2 separate regions of the Mus musculus genome follow, and region 2 is linked to region 1. Evidence: chromatin loops called from intact Hi-C (ENCODE). Cell type or tissue: heart. All regions are shown on one strand. Links, peaks and the distances in the headings refer to the core of each region. The heading gives the core; the rest is flanking DNA. Region 1 holds the start of Hhatl (hedgehog acyltransferase-like). Region 2 has its middle 44 kb from the start of 9530059O14Rik.

Evidence for each region. Peaks named below come from ENCODE experiments on the same cell type or tissue, not always from the same donor. Only the 100,000 strongest peaks of a DNase experiment are listed, where the experiment ranks them.
Region 2: a loop joins it to region 1, with 10 times the contacts of the local background. A loop is called at or near these places in 2 of 42 quality-filtered maps.

The regions. Positions count from the first base shown.
Region 1 is chr9:121,790,278-121,798,603 of GRCm38, reverse strand. Hhatl (hedgehog acyltransferase-like) reads left to right here and starts at 6,097. Exons shown (of 12, transcript NM_029095.2): 1 at 6,097-6,341; 2 at 7,843-7,961; 3 at 8,194-8,261. The coding sequence starts at 7,856. Ccdc13 (coiled-coil domain containing 13) reads left to right here. Exons shown (of 16, transcript NM_028384.1): 16 at 365-977. The coding sequence ends at 524. It also overlaps a transcript of Klhl40 not described here. In heart, for the core only: no CTCF peak of the experiment used is centred there; DNase peaks (open chromatin) are centred at 3,383, 6,233, 6,643 and 7,163; H3K4me3 peaks cover 1,610 bases; H3K27me3 peaks cover 3,393 bases.
Region 2 is chr9:122,611,917-122,620,242 of GRCm38, reverse strand. No RefSeq gene overlaps it. Among named protein-coding and RNA genes, the nearest start is that of 9530059O14Rik, 44 kb to the right of the region's middle. In heart, for the core only: a CTCF peak has its summit at 4,736 (motif pointing left); no DNase peak of the experiment used is centred there; H3K27me3 peaks cover 298 bases.

The DNA.
Region 1 (8,326 bases), core at 225-8,224:
CTGGGAAACATACAATCCTGTCCAAAAAAAAAATCCATATATATATATATATATATATATATATATATATATATATATATATATATATATATATATTACATACACACACACACACACACACACATATATATATATATATATATATATATATATATATATATATTACATACACATATATAGTACATATATATATATTATAGGGGAAAACAAAACAAAACTAGGAATCTGGGTAGTTGAGGTTACTGGGGGCTTCTGGGTCAGTACTGTGAATAGGCTCAGATGCGTGAGAATCTTGAATCCGCACCATAGCTTCTTCTCCAGGCCCTGGGCCCAGTGCACTCAGCCCCGTCTCCCTCTGGTCCAGGCTGGCCATCCAGATGGAAGAGAACGGAATACTGAGGGACGCCCTGGGCAGTGCCCTGAGAGGGAAGGAGGAGGACTTCCGCATGTACCACCAGACCCTGGGCCAGGTGAAAGGGGTCTTCCTGCAGGCACTACGGCAGCAGAAAGCCAACAAGCAGTAGAACACAGCTGTTAGCTCAACTCCTGGAGGACCAACACTTCAGGTTCAGGCAGCGCTCACTCGGCTCCTCCTAGAAGCGGTTTGGTGTCGTAGCAGAGCAGGCAAGCTGAGGATACCTGAGCAGGGGCGGAGCCAGCCAGGGGCGGAGCCAGCCAGGGGCGGAGCCAGCCATTCCTGCCTGGTGGCTGGTGCGTTTCCCTGAGCAGGTGCTGTTGTCCTTCCTTGCCCTAGGGCCTCTCTGGGGCCCTGGGATGCTACTACGGGCTCTCCACACATAGATGAGCCCCTCGGTGCTTCCTGATGGCTCATCCACCTGGAGCCATCTAGCCCTCCCCTGTAGCCCCTCACTCGGCCCTAGCACCCACTGGCCATCCTGCTGTGCCCAGCCTCTCTGTGTACTTACTGCACAGGGCAGAGCCCTGAGCTTGAAATAACAAGTCTACTTTCACAGTCACGACAGCTCTCGTGGAGTGTGTTTGTGCCCCTGCCAGGAAAACCTGGCCCTTGGTAGGTAGGGCTTACAAGTGAGGGCCCAGGCTTCCAAATAGAAGTTGAGTCAATAGGTCATTCTGGTGGTCCTGAGTCCAAAGCTAGGGTTTCCAGCTGAGTGAATGCCCAGAGCTCTGGATGGCCCCAAAGCTCCACAGCTCCACCCATAACTGCTCCAGAGGTATAGGTGCTAGAGTCAGAAGGCAATCTAGGCAGGGCTGGGGCATAGGGTACACAGGTGAGACAGTGGGTCTTGGGACATGGGCAGTGTGTCTTCGTGGCAATGGTGAGCTAGAGGGTGCTGCAGGAGCAGCTCAGGATACCCTCATCTCAGTGACTGTAACAGTGTCATCCCCTTGAGTGCAGTTATAGCCAGTCATACGTAGACCCAGGGAAGGTCACCCATAGCTATAACACAGAGCATCCATGCATGCTCACACACAGACACACAAGCAGTGCTGTACAAGCATTGAACAAATGGGTAGACACATGCAGGTCTATGGCTGTCAACACATTTCCTCCCATGAGACACAACCATGTGTGTAGCTTGTGACACCGTGGCAGTACTCTCTGGAAAGCCTGGGTTTCCTGAGACCCTGGGTGTTCAGTCCATTCTCGGGCCACCCAGAGAGTCCTGAAATCTCACAGACAGATGCAGCTGAGGCCATTAGGATGAGGTGGCAATTCCAGTACCATCCCAAGAGTCTTGGGGAGAAAGAGTGTTCCCCTGGATGCTTATGCAAGCAGTGGGCAGAGAGAGGACGGGAAGGCTTGTGCTCAGAAGGGACAGTATGTGACAAAAGAAGCAGGAGAGTCATGGGCACGTTCTGCAGGCACCGAGAAGCCTGAGAGAAGTCTAGACATGTGGGAGTGCAGGTGCCAGACCTCAGCAGAACCGATGGAGTGGGGAGCAGGCAGGGACCAGCCAGCCTCCCTTAGAGGGATGCATGCCTGCTGTGGCCCCTCTCCTGGGCAGCTGGAGGGAGGAGCCCTGGCTTGTGCAGGTCTGAACCATAGCTGGGAGCCATGCAGCTTCACCCCACTCAAAAGTAGCTCGGCTCTGGGCAGATCATTTACTCTCTCTACCTCAATCTCATCTACCTTCATCTCTGAAGTGGGACAGCACTAGAAACCTTGTTTGGAGGGCCATTCAGAGTAAGTCATCTTGCTAATGACTTCTGTGCAAGGACGAGTGTCCGTAGGCTGGTTTCATCCATGCCAGGGAGAGAGTGGTGTCGGGCAGTGGGAGAGAACCCACGTCCTGCCAGAGCTCTGGTACTCTGGGTGGGCGAACACAGGGGAGTGCGGCACGTTCTCTATGCCGCCCAGGTGAGCATCTGACTGTGGGAAGCCACGGAACCCCAGTCCTCCGGGGTAGAGAGTGAGCAGTCTGGGGTCTTTGGGCTTCACAGAGGCCAGAGACAACAGGTTCTCAGTCTTGGGCATCTCAGACATTTCTGTATGTTTCAGAAGAGCTGAGAACAAAGTGAGGGCCCTGGGGGCAGCTCAGTCAGCCCCAGGGCTGAAGGGAGAAGAAGGCAGGGGAAGAGGGGGTGCTGGGTGGTCCCCATGAGGGTGAGAGCGAGCCCTTGGTCCATGGCTGGAGCACAGGAAGGCCTTCCGGTGGGAGGTTAGACTCGGCTCTTTAGGGGAAGGCCTATTCCATCATTCAAGCATGGCGGGTCTTGATGAGCAGAGACTGTGTGTGATTTTAGAGCTTTATTATAGAAAGAAAGTAAGGGGGAAAGAAAGAAGGTAGAAAGAGAGAGAAGCTGTCCATGGCCTCGTGGAGAGAGAGGGGAAGGGAGGGGGAGAGAGAAAGCTAGAGATGAAAATACGAGAGGTGAGAGCTTAAGAGAGTGAGGAGGGGCCAAGCAGACCCTTTTATAGTGGGCTGGGCTATCTTGCAGTCGCAGGGTACCTGTGGGGAGGAGCATTGCCTGGTTAACTGTGGGAGTGGAGTCTAGCCAGGATATCAGGAGCTTGGGACTTTGTCTGCATGACTGATAGTCACAAGATTATGAAGTTGGGGGCTCTGTGTGTCAGGTGCCTATGTCTGTCTGGGCACATGGCTCACTGTTCTGTCCTTTATAGAGTTTCTGCTGGGTCTCTGGAATAAGTCTCACTCTACCAGAAAACAGGCTGCCTTTCACGGTTCCACAGAGTAGGAGGGGAAGAGGTCCTGCTGCCAGATGCCATAGTGGGTTTCATTTGTACCCTGTGGGGTGAGCTGGCATCTTACAGAGATTTGTCTGCATGGGCAGTCCTGACATATGCTGGCTCCTGCAGGAGCTGGACTTAAAGGCCCTTGAGTATAGTTTATAACACCTCCAGGCAACCTCAAACAATTTATATGGGGCTTTGTGCCAGGGCCCATCCCCCACCTCTGCTGGCTGAGGTAGACCAGATTCCCAGTGTCCCTCACTGCCCAGCACACACTGAGCTAGGACATTCAGTGTGTGTTGGGCAGCAACCAGTACACAGTAAACACTCAGTAAGTGCCCAGTCTCTGTATTCTCCCTCTTAAGTCAACACACACTTGCTGAGCAGTGTCTCCAGGCACAGAGGTGAGGTAAGGCAGATGAGCTCCCTGGGCACCAGCTGGGTAAGGTAGCTGTCTCCAGCTGACCCAAACAGACTCCACTGTTACCAGGCCCTTTCCCCATCCCCAGAGAGTCCAGGACAAGGTGGCTTCTAGTGGGAGTATCCCAAAGCAGCCTGTCTCACATCAAGTCCCCGTGAGCCAAAATCCCCTCCACATGTACCTCAGACTCCTACACTACATAGCATGCACATAGCTACCATACCCAGCCGCCACCCAGCATGCACTGCTCAGCACACCCAGGACACTTGCCCACATTTATGTTAGGAAGCAACATACAAAAGGCTGAGCCAAAGAGCCCTGGCCGTCCCTCTTCACAACTTTCTCATGGAGCCTTGAGGTGGCAGGAAGTAGCTCCCAGTCCAGTGCAGGCAGGTCTCGGCCCAGTCAGCTTCCAGTCCCTTGTTTGTTGGGCCAGTGCCCCACCCTACAGCCTCCGGCACAAGTGGAGGGCTCACCAGTCTCTACCCCTCTTCCTGACCTCACACAGGCCACCTTCCTGTGTGCTGCAGTGTCAGGTTCACCAGGGAGAGGGCCATTCCTGAGTGGCCCTGCCTCGGGGTCTGGCTCCCTAGCACCTCTGTGAGCAATGAGTTGTGCCCACAGGATGAGTCACTGGATCCCTCAAGAGCAAGAAACCCAGATAATAAATGAAAATCAGAGGCCCCAAAACAGTGGCTTCAACTTTTCACCCTTAGCACCTCCTGAGGGTGTCATGTTCAGTGGCACCTCTCCTGGAGAGACTCAAACATGTCTACTCGCCCCAGAGGGAACTGACCAAATAAGGACACCACCAAAGTCCAACTTGGTAAAGCAGTGAGTTTTATTGGGATTGCTTACAGGAATATGGGTGAGGGGTTACAGGAGCAGAAATGACTCAGGGACAGCTGCATCACCAAAGCCACCCCAGCACAGTGACAGCTCACAAAGCTGGAAGCCTAGAGCACATTGCACAGCCTGCAGGCCTCTCAGCGTGTTCAAGAGTTTCCCTTCCAGGTGGCTCAGTTGACCTAAGTCCCTTCCAGGTGTCTTGGTGCCCTTACAGGGCGTCTCAGCAGCCCTTACAGTTAAATTGGGAAGGGTGGGGTCTAGTGTATCTGGTCAGTTTCGGGGACTTGCTGAAGCTTCTGAGTTGTCTACTTCCTTAGTCATGAGGAGCTTCCTTCCCTGAGGATAAAATGTCTCATCTCAGAGGACACTGCTACACAGCACACCAAGTGCGTGGCCTGCTCACGGGGCCTCACCTGCTCTGCTGTGGATAGACTGAGGTCTCCCCCTGTGGGGCAGTCCCTCCCAGAGGCTACTGGATTTGACCTTGACTATTTCACCTTAGGCCTCAGTTTTCTTTCTACCAACTGGAGACAGTCCTTGTGGACTGTGGGGACATTAAAGAGAGTTACTCTTCCCACGTCCTGGCTATTATTATTTACTATCCATGATAGCTACTAGTTGTGCCTCAACACACTGCTCTGGTGTCAACCACACCTGCCCAGAAAGCCAGAACCTTGCTTAACCTCCCCTCATCCTTTGATCCCAGCCTCCTCTAGCATCCGGATCCCAGTCACAGCAGCAGACAGCCCCTCCACTGCAAACCCCTGCCCAACCCTGTTCAGGGTCGGAGGCCAGCATCATGGCTTCTCAGTCACTCAGGAGAGTATGTGTAGTGCCCTCTCAGCTGTGTCCTCTGGGCCCACGTGTCTGCATTCCTGGGAGGAAGCTCATGGCCTAACTTCCCAGGGTTTTTACAGGACCCTCCTGGGTAGAGGCATACCTTCTGCCCTGTCCATCCTCAAGTGAGCTTATATGGGAGGTCCCAGGGCCTTTCCTTGAGCCCTCGCACGTGAGAGCAGCCACACATCCTGACCCCTCTACTGTGGGGATCTCACCCCAGAGGAAGACTCAAGAGTGGAGATCTCCCGGGCCCTGCCCAGCGGGCCTCAGGTGCTTACGGATTTCACATGAGGGCTTCTTGCCTGCCACTAAGAGGACACCATCCATTCCAGGTGACCCTGATGTCACCCCTGGAGCCTCCAGCACCATGGTCCTTGCCAGTACCAATTCTACCAGAAATGCTAGCCCTGCCCTAACACCCGTGCCTGTCTAGCCCAGGCTCTTGTCAGGATGGAGGCGCAGGGTGGGAACTAGGTAGACCTGCCCTGGGCACCCTTGAGGGGTCACAGGTAAAGGCTGTGGCTGGAGTTCACAGAACCCAGGTGTGCAAGCCTGCACATACAGTATATGGGTGCCCAGGCAGTGGGAGCAGGGCTGACCAGAGTTCTGCAGAGATTGCCTGGAGGCCTTCCTGGAAGAAGAGATCCTGGCACCGCACAAAGAGAAGCACAGGCTTTCCAGGGCTGAGGAGAGGGAGGTCAAGTGAGGCCCAGGTGCCCCTGCCTGAGCCTGTGTCCCCAGAAACCTCCTCTCCCTCTCATCACCCCCACATCCTCCCTGCCACTCCCCGCAGCTCCCTGTGGCCAAGTGCACTGCAGCACTCGGCTCTGCTCCACAAACGGTCTGCTCCACTCCAGGAAGGCCACCTCCTCCCCCCCCCCCCACCTCCGGCTGTCACCACTCACCGCTCTAGCCTCCAGGGGGTGGGGACCCCAGAGCTGGACACACCCCATCGAAGCCCCACAGCTCAGCCAGCCGGACAGACTCACGGTCGGACTCAAGACCCCGGAGCCCTGAGGTGGGCAGCGCGCCAGGGTTCCTCGCAGCCTCTTCAAGGTCAGTGCAAGTTGGGTGTGCAGCCCTTTGGAGCCTTTGAGGTCTGTGGGACTCAGCTCAGAACCCTCATCCCAGACCACGAGCCCCAAGGTGGGCTTCACTCCAGGTGCACCTGAGCCAAGTGCTGGGCAAAGGGCGCCCAGGTCCACAGTCAGCACAGGTCCAGGGGTCCATCAGGAGGGGCCCCAGGCTGGGGGCCAACCCCTTGCTGAGGCCTCTTTGGGGACACTCCCCACCGGCCATGGGGAGCTAAAATTGGAAAGTGGCGAGTGGGAGGCAGCTGACACAGCTATTTTGTGCGCTCTTCATCCGCTCCGGTTTCACTCTCCTGCTCCACTAACCTGATCCTGTGCTTCCCTCCCCCACCCTGCCGATGAAGAGGTGTCTCAGCCCTCCAGCCACAGTGCAGAGGCTGCTCAGGAGGGCCAGGCCGGGAGCGAGCAGGGCCAGCGTGGTCTGGTCTGAGCCGGGACTCACCAGGAGCACCTGCCCTTCAGAGAAGCTCACTGGATGGCCTCCCGGGTCCCTGACCCTTTGTGACCCACACCTCTCTGTCAGTGTAGCAAGGAGCGGCCTCCCAGAGCCCCAACTACAGGGCTGGAGGAGACAGATCTGCAACTGGGAGATCTTGGGTTGGGAGAGATGGGGTGACCCTACCCATCTCCAAAAGGGCACTGCACCGTGTTCCCCTTTCCCTCGGTTCCAGGTCTGGACCTAAGCAACCACTGGAAGACTGGCGGCCAGGCTGAAGAGGGTGGGAGGGGCTTAGGTACTGGCCCAGACCCCAGGGATGGCCCAGCAGGGTAGCCAGAGGGAGTGACCAGACACATCCTGGACTTGATACCAGTCAGCACCTTGGACAGCAGCCAGCACCCTCCCAGTTGCTGCCTGGCCCTGCCTGGTCCAGCTCTGGCCACTCTGGGGCCTCAAAGAGCCCAACATCCAGCCTGCAGCAAGAGCTTAGACTACACAGCACTTCAAGGGGGACAGTGGGTGAACACAGGCAGGGACCTGAGATAAAACAGACTCACGGCTTGGCGGAGGAATGGAGTCAGCAGAGCCCGGAGTTGAGCGAGTCTGGGAAGTTAGTGCTAGAGGAGTTCACGGGATCTCAGGGGACCTCGTGGGCAGGGCTTTGCTGAGGTTAAGAGAGGCTCACTGTGAGACGGGAGAACTGACAGAGTCTTCCACCATGGGAAAGACCCCATGGTTGGGGAAGTCTTGCAGGAACAGTTTGGTGTCCCAAACTTGTCAGCCCATCAGAGAGGTATGAAGGAGAGGAAGCTAGTCTGTGCGAAGTCTGGGCTTTGGAGAATCTTCAAAGGAAGCAAGATTGAGAGCTGCAGAGGAAAGGAAGAAGGTGTCTGGGTGTGTTGGGGGGGGTAGATTTACTGACAGCATCCCCAGGGGATGGCTGAGTGGACCAGTCTCCTCAGAGGGTCCACCAGGGGAGGCGAGGCAAGGCTGGGACTGGGGGTTCTCACTCATGCTTCTCCTTCAGCCCTCTCCAGGCCATGGGCATCAAGACAGCACTGCCTGCAGCTGAGCTCGGCCTCTATTCACTGGTGCTGAGCGGTGCCCTGGCTTATGCCGGCCGAGGTCTCCTGGAGGCATCACAAGGTAACGGGGGGAAGAGGGGGGTCTGGGACAGGAGCTTGGAAAGCCTCAGAGTTCTGACCAACAGGCCAGAATCTTGGAGGCTGCAGACCCTGAGGATCCTCTAGGCCCCGGATTGGGCACAGTTTCAAAGACCCCTGCAGCCCAGAAAGCCCCCCTTTCTCCCTCCTCAGGTGGGGTGGCCCAGGGAAGGCATATATGCGGCCCCTACTCATAGGCTACACTTTGTTCTCAGATGGGGCCCACAGGAAGGCCTTCCGGGAGTCTGTGAGACCTGGCTGGGAGTACCTGGGCCGGAAGATGGTAAGTTTCCCGTGCCTCTCTGGTCCCTGGCCCCTGGACACACCACACCCCACGTCCTTCCCTAC
Region 2 (8,326 bases), core at 206-8,205, 820 kb before region 1:
TTTCCTAAGGAAGAAGCTCTGATCCCATGTGGCAATTCTGCCCACAGAAGCAAAATCAACACATGCGGATGTGGAATAGACTCCACAGAATCACGTGGTTCTTGTGCTACTGAGAAAAAGAGCATGGCTCTGTGGTGGCAGGGCAACCCTTACCTCAGGAAAACAGGTGCTTTAGTCAAACACTGCTCAGCACCCAGAGGCTGATGCTTAGTAATCCCCTGTTAGTCCTTCACTAACACAACCCTTCACCAAGGCACAGTGAAACTCCCGCATTGCCTGGCAGTGGAGCAGGACCTTATACAGGAAGGTTGGCCCTGAGAGGGCAGGTAGATAGCAGGCTGTTGCTCCCTAGTTGGACCCAGAGACAGCACGAACCAAGGGGGATGAAACCTTATATTTCCCAACTCTTAAGCAGCAACTCACTTCTGCATACCTCAATATCACTGCCCCACCCCTGCCCCAACTAGAACAAGAGTGTCTCCTCGTTTAAAGCCAGAGGGAAATGTCCTTATCTACAGAGTATGGGCCCCAAGCCCAGCGTCCCTGCTAGAGAAATGGCTTGTGGAAACTTTGTACCTAAGGTTGTCAGATGTCAACCATCAGTCAGGCTCAGAACTGCAAGAATGGACGGTCTGAAGAAAGCTGGTTCAAAGAACTGAGATGAAATACCAACAAAGCCTGCACACTGGACCCTTTGTCTATCTGTGCTCTTCATAGAGAACAGTCTCATTCACAAGTATTGACAAAGAGATGAAATGACCATTCACCAAGGACTTCTTGGGTTGTTGTGAATTGATTAGTGATGGAAGCTTCAGCCACTAGAGAAGACTGATAGAATTCGGAATGGCCCAGGAGCCAAAACAGCGCTGTCCCAGTGCATTCCCAGGATAAGAGGCAGTCATACAGGAATACAATAGCTTCTGTGTTGGCTGGCTCGTGGTCTCTCCTCTATCCCAAGCCTTGCTGCTTACCTAGCCAACTCTGGAGGCTGCTGAGGGTCTCTTCCCTTCTACCCTAGAACCTTGGAGCTAGGATGGACTGAGACCTTGGTCTCTCCACGTCTGAGACGTGGGTGCGACTCACTGGATGGTCTGTAAGAAATATGGGTGCTGGTGATGCTCTTGGAAGGTTGGATGGACGCGACAAAGTTGTTCTCGCTCCTAATGTCTTCCCCTGTGTGGATAAAGCGCTCCTCACCACGGTTCCACGTGCATGCATCCCTACACGTGGGGGACCAAGGTTGATGTTGGGGATTATTTTCCTTGATGACTCTTCCACCTTCGGTTTTGAACCTGGGCCTCTCTACGGAGCCCAGACTGAGCTGGCTCATAGGGCTAACTTTTTCAACTTGACACAAACTAGAGTTTGTGAGAGGGGGGAACCTCAACTGAGAGAGTGTCTCTAGAAGACTGGCCTGAATGCAAGCCCGTGGGGCACTGTCTTGATGAATGATTGATGGGGAGGATCAGACAGTTGTGAGAGGTGCTACCCCTGGGCCGGAAGTTCTAGAGTGAATAAGTAACAAACTGAGCAAGGCAGTGTGCAGAGTTCCTCCAGGGCTTTTGCTTCAGTTCCTGCCTTAGCTTCCCTCAGTGGGGTGTGCCAGAACATAGGTAAGAACCCTTTCCTCCCCAAGTTGCATTTGGTGGATGTTTTTAGCACAGCAATAGAAACATAACTAAGACACCCCAGCCTCCAACGTCTCAGGATGCATTTACAGCCACCACTTGGGTTTCTGGGGGCTCTGAACTCTGATCCTCACCCCTGTTTCAGTGGCTAAGGTGCTTTAACCACCGCTCCATCTCCCCTCGCCTGAAGGGAGTTTTGCTGCTAAGAGATCAGCAAATAATCAAACAGCAGTAAGTCACACTCTGGCTCAGAGGTGTGCTGTTGCTCTATCACACTGTAACTTGAAACCGGTAAGAGTGAACAAGGTGTTAAAAATCTAAGACTAAGACTGAGTTTTAAAAATAGCAATTGTCAGGCCTATCCATATAATCCTTTGTATTCTGATGAGCCAGCTGCAGTGGGAGAAGGGTGACTGTCCCTTGTGGTAGCTGGCACCCTGCTTTGCTGGCCCTTGGTTAGTAACTGTTAACCCTGTCCTGCCCTGGTGGAGGCAATTTGTAGGGACTTAGAGCTTTGCTCCCCACTAGGAGACCTCCATTGTTTCTGGTTTTACTGGAATCTACGGATACTCAAGGCACCATACCTCACATGTCAGTGTTACCTAATGCCTGTGTCTGGGGCGGGGGTGGAGGAACAGGTTTTTCTGAAGCAATCAGAATTCCTTTAATGGAGAACTTGGAGCTGGGAGAAGTAGGTCAGCACTTGGAGCAGCTGGTTATAGCTCAGCCAGGGAGCTCAAGACCCTGTGTGGCTGCGATGACTTCAGGTTCAGATCAAGTCTAGGGCCATCCAAAGCCTTATCTCAGTGTGTTTCCTGATACTGGGAACAGAGAATATTGCTGCGTCTATCAGAACTGAGGTGTGTGTGGAAACTGCCATTCTAACTGAAGGCTGCTGGGGCATTCGATTAAAAAAAAAAAATAGTGAGAGGAAAAAGGCTGGCTTTCTCGAGTCTTACTTAAGAGCTTAGAAGCTACCACCTTTACAAACAACCTGTTCATACTATCTTTTTCTCACACACAAACTGAGAAAACTGGAAAATAGGAGCTATAGAACCCTGCTCAGGAGAGAACTCGGGTGGTGTGGTGCTTGCCGTGCATGCGCGAGGGCCTGAGTTTGGATCTCCAGTCCATGTAAAAAGCTGCACATGATGGCTCACAATCCTTGTGCTGAAGAGGCAGAAATGGGAGGCTCCTTGGCTCCTGCTGGCTACAAAATCTTACTGGACCCATGACTATGAACTCCAGGCTCATTGAGGAATCCTGTCTCAAAAAAATAAGGCAGAGAGTGACTGAAGAAGACACCCAACATTGACCAATAGCCTTCATATAAAAGCACACACATGTGTATATATCCCCCTCCCATGTGCCCAATACATACATGCATGAAGTGTGCTGCATACACACATACCTCTTAACACAATAACATGAGAAGCCAAAAATATGTATATGTATAAAAAAAGGTATTTAAAACAGGAGACAAATTTTAATAATGGGCCTTCGCATTGACTGTGTGCTCAGTCCTTTCCTTAGACAGAACAATGTTGATGACATTATGTCTCTTTAGAAGGTTCTTCAGTTTATCAGACAGAGCTAACAATAGACATCGAATGTGACATCTCACATCCCGGACTTCTGCAGGAAGTGATTCGAGTCACATAAGCACACAGGCTTAGAGGAAAATCACCGCACACTCGGAAAATCACCGCACACTCGGAAAATCACCGCACACTCACGCATACAACTGAGGGCTCTCAGTGTTCTTATCCATTCGCCTTCTCTAGATTGATAATGACTGGCTAAGGAAGCTTGTGTAGTTGTGTACTTGTCTGGATCTTTGTTTTAAGGACATTATCTCAATAGGAGAGAGAGAGAGAGAGAGAGAGAGCACTGTTGTTCCTCCCCAGATATCCAGACATGTGCATATGTGAATGCTATACTGGGCACATACAGCAACATACTAACAGACTAAGTTCATCACTATCAGTTGTGAAAGCATGGATAATTGTCTGTCAGTCTGCATCTTTCCTCCCCACAGTGAGTTATCTTCTGTTTGAACAGCTAGGAAAGGAAAGTGTCCAACACAATATGGCTGGTGCTAACTTGCTGCCTGGGAAGTTTCTAAGACAGGGGTTCCAAGAGCCCCAAACACTTTTTCCACTGGCATAAAGAATTTATCAGTCATCACTTAGGAAACCCAGAGCCAGATATCACCAACAAGACCAAATTCTACCTTGGGCTAAAGGACTCTCCACAGGCCTCAGGGTAGCTGAGACATGGGACCTCAGCATGGCAGATCAAAGAATGAAGCATTTCCCACTATTTTTTTGGGGGGGGGGTGTTTAGCTACAAGATGGCTAAATAGACAAGTTTTAAGGGTTCATTTTCTGTTAGAAATATACAACTGTAAATTGAAGAGTGTCATTAATAATAGCACAGGATTTCAATGTTCCCATGAAAATCTGATATCAATCAGGACACCAGGAAAGTCAAAATATCTCACAGTCAATAAGAAGTGTGCAGACTCTGTGCAGGTCTTGGTTTCATTCAAACAGGTTCTAAGTGGCCTGAAGAACCCCTTCAAGTTCAAATCAAGTAAAAATTAATATATAATTAACCTCAAGTTAATTCAATCACAACACAAAATCTCACAAAAATGTTTCTCAACTCCATTTTCACATGCATCAGGTAGGGACTCTAAAATGTCAGAGATCTCCAGCTCAAATGTAACACCCAAGTGTTAGCAGACTGCAGGACAACACGGGTGAGCGGCTGCCACAGATGTCAGAGGTCCAGGTGTAAGAGTGTATGCCCAGTGATTCATGTTATAGATAAATCTGGCTTTGCAGAGGCTCCCTTTAGCATATTCTCTGCTAGAAATGACATCACTGCACCAGCAAAGCAGAGAGGTGACTGGGAGGTCACTTCAGGGTGCTCTCCTGAGCAAGCTGCGGAAGACTGGGGAAGAACCCTAACCCCACCAGGCAGAAAGTTCCACGAGGAGGAGGGAGAAGGGAGGAAGGAGTGACCTGTAGCAGGGCCACTGGCTATTCGCTACATTGGGCACACAGCCATGGGGCCCCTGCTCTGCTCTAGGCTGCCCCCTTCTGGGCACTAAGAAGTATGGCATATGCCTTAGATCCTCTTCAATCCCAGCCTGACTTTCATTGCTGTCTTTTCACCTCTCCAGTTGTGCTAAGGAGGGTGCATGGACCATTACAGTCCTCTCACAACGATGGGCTTCTCCTGAGTTTGTAGACAACTTGATCAGAATTTGTTAACTTGTTGCCTGGTCATCAAACACTAGCCTGTGAGTCAGCTTTATACAGATGGTCTGAAGGGAAGTGATGGTCTAACCCTAGGGCCACACTGTCCCAGCCAAACTCTCCAAGGAACAAATGGGAAACAGGAAGAGAGACAGGCAGAGCTTAGTTCCCTCTCAACTGATGCAAGGCGGAGCCAAAACTCAGCAGGTGTGATGGAAATTCTAAATCTCCCGCAGGAATGTGGGCTGTGCTTGCAGAATGGCCTTGGCCAGCAACTCATGCAGCCCTGCTTCCTAGGTATGGTAGGCTCTACTTCAGAGGTCAGGGGTAGGCTGCAACTGCTGCCTTTCAAGGTTTTAGTGTGCAACTCATTATTCCCAGTTGAATCTTTCTTCTTGTTGTGTTTATACACTACTAATCCCTTCCCTCTGTGAAACAGCTCAGGCCTTTATCCCTTTCAGCATCTCAGTATGGATTGGCTTCTAGGCTCCCATAGGAAAGCTTCAATCAGTTCTTTGTTACACGGTGGGAAATACCTTCCACCACCCCTTCAACAGGGTTCCTACTGCACATGCCAGAACTCTGCTTAAATCATTGGTACTCTGGGGGAGGAGGGAGTCTCCTTTAAGACACCTTTCCTACCCCAAAGTCATAAAGACACATGTGTTTTCCTTCTAAACGTTTTAAAACATGCCTTACATTTAGTCTGGGATGTAGTCTGGAAATTTTTTTTTTTTTTTTCCGAAACAGGTTTTTTCTGTATAGCCCTGGCTGTCCTGGAACTCACTCTGTAGACCAGGCTGGCCTTGAACTCAAAAATCCGCCTACCTCTGCCTCCTAAGTGCTGGGATTAAAGGGGTGTGCCGCCACTGCCTGCTGTAGTCTGGATTTTTTTTTTTTTAATGTCACATTTGAGAACCATATCCAAATTTATAGTTAGCTCCCTGTATGAAAAGGTAAAGCAAAACAAACAAATAAACAAACAAAACCCAAACCGAAACAGTAGCAAATCCCAGGCATCCAGCAGGGAATTCTGAGCTGGCTTCCTTTGCCAACTGCTTGACAGTGCCTGCACCCCCCCTTCCCTGCCCCCCCCCCCCCCCCCCCGCCTCGAAAGCTTCGGAGGTGCGACTCTGCAAATGCTTTCTTCTAACACTATGTAACTCAGGGTCCTCGATAGCTCAAGCTGGCCTTGAGCTCCTGGTCATCCCCCTGCCTCTGTCTCATCAGTGCTGAGACTACAGGTGTGCCCACCAGAACCATTTATGCCAAACTAGACTCTCTGCAGGCTAGGCAAGCACTTTATACCAGTTCCACACCAAGTTTGTGAATACCGTTATTGAAACTGTATCGAAGTGATATGCTAATTTGGGGGAAGCTGCACCCCCCCCCCATTTACAGTATTAGTTTGTTTTTATTTAAATATTCTTTCTTCAGAGGAAACTTCACAGCTCTCTGCGCTCTGGTTCCTTCGCTATTAGATTTATTTCTGTTTCTCACTTTCCAGCTAATGGAATCCTTCAAACTTCATTTTCTACTTAGAAGTCACTCGTGCTTAAGAATGTTACCAAACTAGTCTCTGTCAAAATTCCCAGATGCACGGAATGCTTCTAATTATGTAGATTATCTGGGATTTTCCAGATAGACTGCCATATGGGTTTCAGAAAGTTGAAATTTCTCTCCTTTTCAACCCTTCTAATTTCTTTGTTAAGTCGCAGATCCTGGCCCTTCAGGATGCAGGAATCGGTGTCGGGGCTGCATTTCTTACATATTACTTACTGACCAAGATGTTTACTTTAACTTCTTGATAAATATCCTTTATTCGTGCTTGCTGGTAATTTTTTTTAAATTGAGAATGAATGTAAATTTCTGTAAGAAATCATTTCATTCATTCATTGAAACATGTTAGCACGTGACTGAGGTCAATTTACATTAGCTTTTTATGTAGAGCCGCCATGTGTTTCCTAGGCTTCTCCTGGGCTTTGCTAATAGATTTCTGCATTCAGCTGACTGGTAGGCCATTTAGAATTCCATTGCCAACTTCTGTCTCAGAGCCGTCACATTCGTATGTGTGTATTTGTGTGTGTATATATGTACGTGTGTGTATATATATATGTATGTGTGTGTGTACTATACATACATATATACCATACACACACACATACATATAGAGTCAGACATTTTCAGAAGTTTTTAGTTACAAGTTAAAAAACTACTTTCATGAGAGTTTTATAAAGATACCCTGGCATCGTGTAGCTATCTGATTTTGTTTGCAAGTTTCATTTACATCTTAGGACCTGCCATCAATGGACACTGAAATCAAATATAGGTTGCCGAAAATAAAGTGATTTTCCGAGTTGCCTGCTTGCCCCTGCAGGGTCTAAAGGCAGGTGAGCTGGTTTGAGCTTGTGGGAGCTCAGGAGGGCCAGGTCTACCCGGGCCTCATAGCATCCTGGTCCTTTTCCCTTATATCAATAGATAAGCAGTTTGGTATTCTATTCACTCCTCAGAGATACCACACAGATCCCAGGGAAACAAAATCCCTCTTGGTTTCTTGCCTCCTCCAAGCCCTAGCCAGCATGGATGGTTTACTTCTGGCATTTTCTCTTCTCCTTGCCCTTACACCAAAGGAACACAGGCGACATAGAAGGGGCAGCAGAATGAAGTCACTTGACCTACAGAAAGGACATCAGAGTAAGAGAATCTGGCAGAGAAGCTAGCAGTACTGGGGCCAGGAACATGATGCTGACCATGGAGAAAGGATCTTGGTATATCACCAGGGACATTCATAGTCCTGTGACCCCGCCTCACTTAGGGCTCTGTGCAACAACGGTTACTGGCTCAGCCAGCATTTGCTAACATCACACATGCTCTGGCTGAGCCTAGGATCCAGCAGCTCTTTCCTTCTGGGAAATCCCACCATTTCAATCAAGGCATCTAGCCTCAGAAGAGAGATGTAGACTGCTAGAGAAACACACACACACACACACACACACACACACACACACACACACACACACACGAGGGAGGAGACCAATCCTGAAATAAAGTAACGCCATATGAATTTCACAGAGCTGTGTGGTTTAAGTTTCATGTGAAGGGTCTGCTGCTATGGGAAATAAACCCAGACGTTAGTCATTGTGGAATGTGATGCCATCCTAGCCATCTATGAATTTGTTTGATTCTTGCTCCCTTCCTCCGTGGTACTGCTATTATCCCCACTAACACCTCAGAAAGGGTAGCCTGCCCAGAGGCACAAGGCTCCTGTGACCAGGCTTTTTTTTTTTTTTTTTTTTTTTTTTTTTAGATTTATTTAGTCTACATGAGTATATTTTTGCTGTACATTACAGATGGTTGTGAGCCACCATGTGGTTGCTGGGAATTGAACTCAAGACCTCTGGAAGAGCAGTTAGTGCTCTTAACCACGGAGCC